Regions from separate parts of the Homo sapiens genome. Here region 1 is linked to region 2. Evidence: chromatin loops called from intact Hi-C (ENCODE). Cell type or tissue: chondrocyte. All regions are shown on one strand. Links, peaks and the distances in the headings refer to the core of each region. The heading gives the core; the rest is flanking DNA.

What was found. Hi-C counts contacts between places; a loop is a spot of excess contacts. Peaks named below come from ENCODE experiments on the same cell type or tissue, not always from the same donor. Only the 100,000 strongest peaks of a DNase experiment are listed, where the experiment ranks them.
Region 1: a loop joins it to region 2, with 4 times the contacts of the local background. A loop is called at or near these places in 2 of 110 quality-filtered maps.

What each region holds. Positions count from the first base shown.
Region 1 is chr5:39,398,395-39,401,321 of GRCh38, reverse strand. The region is part of intron 1 of DAB2 (DAB adaptor protein 2); the gene reads left to right. Among named protein-coding and RNA genes, the nearest start is that of DAB2, 25 kb to the left of the region's middle. In chondrocyte, for the core only: no CTCF peak of the experiment used is centred there; no DNase peak of the experiment used is centred there.
Region 2 is chr5:39,519,017-39,521,943 of GRCh38, reverse strand. It overlaps LINC02104 (long intergenic non-protein coding RNA 2104), which reads right to left and starts at 1,513. Exons shown (of 3, transcript NR_104632.1): 1 at 1,482-1,513; 2 at 317-425. In chondrocyte, for the core only: no CTCF peak of the experiment used is centred there; no DNase peak of the experiment used is centred there.

The DNA.
Region 1 (2,927 bases), core at 323-2,822, 120 kb after region 2:
CTCGCTGTAAATGCATAACTTGTGGATAGCTCATTGACTCGGGCTTGTTTTGTTAGTGAGGCCCCTACAGTAGTGTCAGCATTTACAAGAAAATCTTCTAAGGACTCCTTTTCAGTATGCATTAGCATAGTCTCATTCCTCAGTGAAACAGGCTGTAAAAATCTTACTGTCTGCTCAGTTTGGTCTTTGCAGAGCAGAAGAGCCTTCCTAAAAGCATAAGAATCCAAAAAAGCAGTTAAAGGAAGGATTTGCATAAAGTATCAGAAACAGTCTAACTTTGCTACAGCATCGCTGGTAATGACCCCTATTCTTAAAGAGCTACTTTGAAGATAGCAGTGAAGGCTGTTTGCTGCCCTCTTGGACCCCGAGGTCTGTCTTAGAGGTTAATATTTCACATGTTGTCCTAATTCCGCACTTTAGCTGAGGCAGGCAGAAAGTTCAAAGAAACAAGGAAGCACATTCTCTGTCCAGTACAAAGTACTGGACATTCTAAACAAATATGTTTATGTTGCTTTCTTCTTGAGTCTCCTTAATTCCTTTCCCTGTGTCTATTATATGTGGCTTCTTGCTAAAAATTAATGGTGTGTTAATGTCAGTGGGATGATGACTTTTTGAAAGTAGCTTATAAAATCCAGGTTAAAATCAGTGGGATTCAAGAAAAGACAAGAGAGACAGTATATATAAGAGAAGAGAAAACACAGACTATGCTCACTTTGAGCCCAATGGCTTATGGCGGATTGATTTTCTGTTGCTGTGTCCATTTCATTATTCATAAAATAGAGACACATTCAGCCGGATGCGGTGGCTCACACCTATAATCCCAGCACTCTGGGAGGCCGAGGCAGGACCTGAGGGAGGTCAGGAGCTCGAGACCAGCCTGGCCAACATGGTGAAACCCTGTCTCTACTAAAAATACAAAAACTTAGCCAGGCATGGTGGTGGGTGGCTGTAATCCCAGCTACTCGGGAGGCTGAGGAAGGAGAATGGCTTGAACCTGGGAGGCAGAGGTTGCAGTAAGCCGAGATTGCGCCACTGCACTCCAGCCTGGGCAACAAGAGTGAAACTCTATCTCAAGAAAAAAAAAAAAAGAGAGACACATTCTGTTTCATAGGCCTTTCGGAATAAGTGTTCTTAGTGGTTGGTATACTAGGTGTTTGTCCCATTCCCCTTAATGTTAAAAATAAATTCCCTACCATCTGTTGAATGGGGCTACCACTAAGTCCTTAACTCAAGTTATTCCTTTTACCAGCATTTTGAGACTGGCAAAGCACTTTTCCTGCCTGCTCTGTATAATTAGGGTAAGAAGGTAGGCTTGGGAGTCACAGGGGAGGATGGTTGACACTTGTATTATGATATTGCTTCAAAACCTTGGAATCATTAAGTAGTACCATTGCTGATGCCAACACATTCCTACTGGTAGAAAGGATAAGGATATATAAGAAGTGCCAACCAACTTTACCCCTATAAAGCCTAGACTAATCATTGTCCACCATGCTGGCAATTGAAGGATTCAAAACACTAGACATTTTATATGAATCACTAAGGACTAAGCAACAGCTGATTTTTATTATTGCAAAGCCCATAGTCATTCTAAGATGACTCATGCAGTCTTCCAGAATAAATTTCTCAGAGCCTTCTCAGAAACCAGGAGAGATGTTGCAAGCTCCAGAATCTCTTGCAGTCATCTGATGCTAGTCCCACAGAAGGGGGAAGTCTCTGCATTCTTTCAGGGAGATTTGCATTAAGTCCAAAATCCAAGTTAGAGATCTTCACTTAAATGGAAGCTAATTTTATTCATATAGCAGAGTTTCCTTTACAGCTTTCTGTTCTATCTGAGGCCTTAAAAAGGAGTCAGGACTATAAGATAACTTTAGATCTTCCTTTGTTTTTACATGTGTCATCTTACTTCTCTTTTCAATCTTCTAATGAAGGAAACAGCCAGTCCCTGAGAACCAGGATAACAAACTAGCTATTTTTAGATGGGGAACTGTGCTTGTGAGCCTTTTTATATGTTTTTGAGCTTTCATTTGTAATCCTTGCCTTGTGATAACACCCCTTGGGTGTATTTCCTGACTAATTTTGCACTTTTTGAACTGAAGGGACCTGAGACTACACCCAACGAGTGAGAAAATTGTATACTTCCTCCTTGTGCTGCACTCACTTGCTTCCCTTTGTAAGAAATTTTTACCATCCTAGAGCTTTCAAACAGACCCCATTGCTTAACATAAGCTAGACACTTTCTTCAACAGAGCCCCAGTTTGGAAAGGTAATCAAAGGAATTAACTAGGGGACTTTTGGTCCTCAGATCCCTTTTCTAGGCCCAATCCCTTTTTTAAATTCAACTCATTAAAAACCCTGCTAAAAGTTTTATGGATGCAAGTGACAATATTCAAATGCATTACATTTGAATATTGACTATTAAGTTTAAACCAATTATTCTCTACAGATGGATCTAAGTCTGTAAGTGAGCTGCCTTCTACCCACTGCATGTTAAATGATAACTTGCCTATTTGACAAGTCTATGATGGGGACGTGCTCTTTAAACCTTGGGAGAAATGTGAATTATCACTCTGGTGTATGCATAACTGGATGTACACTTTTGTTAAAATCTTGCAATAAGTCTTGAACATTTTTTTTGTAAAGGGGTTTGTAGTCTTGGGGCCTGTAAGCAGAGTCTACCTTCTGATCATTTCAGGAAGTAGAGATAGATATATTTTCAATTGTATGGCCTACAATGGAGACTTACCCTTGGCTATTGCAACTCAACATACACATCCATTTTCTTCAGGGAATTTATATTACAGAAACTTTTCCTCCTTATTTTTTTCTTCCTTGTCCCTTGGAATTGCTCATACCCAAATGGCGAAAGGATATAGTCAAAGGAAATCAATTACCTTTAAAGCAATTCCAATGCTATGAAAAGCTGT
Region 2 (2,927 bases), core at 136-2,635:
TTAACAGAGTAAACAGACAACCTACAAAATGGGAGAAAATTTTTGCAAACTATGCACCTAACAAAGTCTAACATGCAGCATCTAGAAGGAACTTCAACAAATTTACAAGACAAAGACAAACAACCCCATTAAAACGTGGGCAAAGAACATGAACAGACACTTTTGAAAAGAAGACATACAAGCAGCCAACAATCATATGAAAATAAGCTCACATCACCAATCATTAGAGAAATGCAAATCAAAACCACAATGTGATACCATCTTACACCTGTCAGAATGGCTATTATTGAAAAGGCAAAAAATAGCAGACACTGACCTGGTTGTGGAGAAAAAGGCACACTTATACACAGTTGGTGGGAGTGTAAATCAGTTCAACCATTTGTGTCCTTTCCATGTGGAAGGCAGTGTGGCGATTCCTCAAAGACCTAAAAACAGAAGTACCATTTGACCCAACAATCCCATTACTGGGTATATACCCCAAGGAATATAAATCATTCTATTATAAAGACACATGCATGCATATGTTGATTGCAGCACTATTCATAATAGCAGAGACATGGAGTCAGCATAAAAGCCCATCAGTGATACACTGGATAAACAAAATGTTGTACATATACACCATGGAGTACTATGCAGCCATAAAAAAGAATGAGATCATGCCTTTTGCAGGAACATGGATGGAGCTGGAGGCCATTTTCCTTAGCAAACTGAGGCAGGAATAGAAAACCAAACACCACATGTTCTCACTTACAAGTTGGAGTTAAATGATCAGAACACATGGACACATAGAGAGGAACAACACACACTGGAGTCTATTAGAGGATAGTGGGTGGGGAGGAGGGAGAGGCTTAAGAAAAATAACTAATGGATATTAGGCTTAATACCTGGGTAATGAAATAGTGTGTATAGCAAACCCCCATGACACATGTTTACCTATGTAACAAACCTATACATGTACCCCTGAGCTTAAAAGTATAAAAATAAAAACCTCTACCCTTCCTAGCTTTAATTTCTTGGTGATTCCAACAAATATGATAAACTTTCCAAATGTTCCTCTTCACTCAGTCATGCTCTGTGGGCTGTGCTGTGAGGGGTAGTTCAACAGCAGCACCTTGGTAGCAGAACAGTCTATGTCTGTCCGGAATTATTTCCATGCTTTGCAAGGCCTACGTCTACAAGTTCAAAATCTGCCGTCATTTCAGTGACAAAGTCAATCAAGTCCATTCTTGGATATTAAGTAGGTCAGAAAACTCTTTGGTTTTCAGCACATTCTGACCAGATTGTACAGACCCAACAAAGAGGATATTTTTCTCTTTAACTCCCTTACAATTTAGAGAGGAGAAGCCCCAAAGTAGATTGTGCAAATATTGAGGGGTATAAACACAGAATGTATAGAAAAAGGGGGAAAATGTTAGAAATGCTAGAAATAAGAAAGAAGTACATATTAAAAAGAGACATTTCAAAAACATCTTTCTCTTTACCAAGCAATTTGTTTCCGAACTTTTTCGTGGCTCCGGCTATAGCCTTCAGGAAACTTGATGATGTCATTTCCTTTCAATTGGCCAGTTACATAAATGTTGGAAAACAGCCATTTAAAACAGCCCTCAAACAGATGGCCATGTGTGTAAATGCCAGAAAGTGAGAACAGCCATTTGCAGTTATTTATTTATTTTTTTACCCCACACATGGTATAATGTTTATTTTACAGCCTCTCTTATGGACTTGTGTGGATCATTCTTGTCATTTTTCTAGGAAAAAAAAATCCCAGAGGAAGCAGTCACAAAATACAAAAGACAAATTATGAAATAATGAAAAATAAGGTAATGAACAGAAGTGAGCATCACGTTGGGAGAATATAAACCATCAAAGAGTGGTCCATACAGTGCTATTCAAATGATCAAACATTCTAGGGGAAAAAAAAATCTGTAACTGTCAGGAAGTTTCAAGCAAGGGGAATTTTTCAATGAGGAAGATAAATCCATCCTATGATCCGAAAGAAGTTAAAAATGGAATGCCTGCATGGTTTTTACCAAAAAAAAAAAAAAAGGCACACTTTATGTATTTACTTTTATTCCTTCAAAGCAAACTTAAATGTAGCTACAGAGTTCCTTCACAAGCACTGACCTACATATCCCCTTGTTCCAAGTACATATTGATGCAATCAAGAGAAGTTTACACTTTTGTAACTGTGAAGAATTTCAGTTATGCATAATAAAACACAGCAAGGAGTTTGAGCCTTCTCAGCTTCAAAAACTAAATTCTGTTCTTGTCTGCAAGGGCTGATACTAGCATTTCCTGTCCTTTCTACTAGTGAAAATTGTGTTATTTTAATAGCTAGTACAGCAAATGTTACGCAGTTTCAAAGAAAAGTAAGTTAATTCTTTGCAAATTCTATCAATTGGCTTCCTGTGTTTAATATTTAATTGAAATATTAAAATATATTTTAAAAATAAGCTTCCTGTATTTAATACTGTATTGAAATATTAAAATGTATTTCAATTAAATATTAAGAACATGTAAATTAAATATATATATATATACTCATTTAAATCCAGATGACATGGGTGTCAATAGGGAGAGAAAAAGTAAGGGTAAGCTAATCATTGTCCTTCTTTTGATGGTTTTCTTCTTTGTGAAAATATTTATTTCCCATGGGGATTAGAGAATTCAATTTCCCTTTCATTGGTGAAATTTCCACAAGTATGTAGCTATGCATTCTAAATTCTACTTCAGTATATAGCAGCAAAATGTCACTGACTTATTTGTTCACATATAATTATTAAACATCAAATATGGACCAAAAGTTGTGCTAGAAGTGGGTGATAAAGAGATACCAACTGAGGGATCATTTACCAAAACAAGTCCAATATTTTATAGACTGTCTATTTAAATATTACCTTTTTTTATGCTTCTACCTAGTTTTGAGC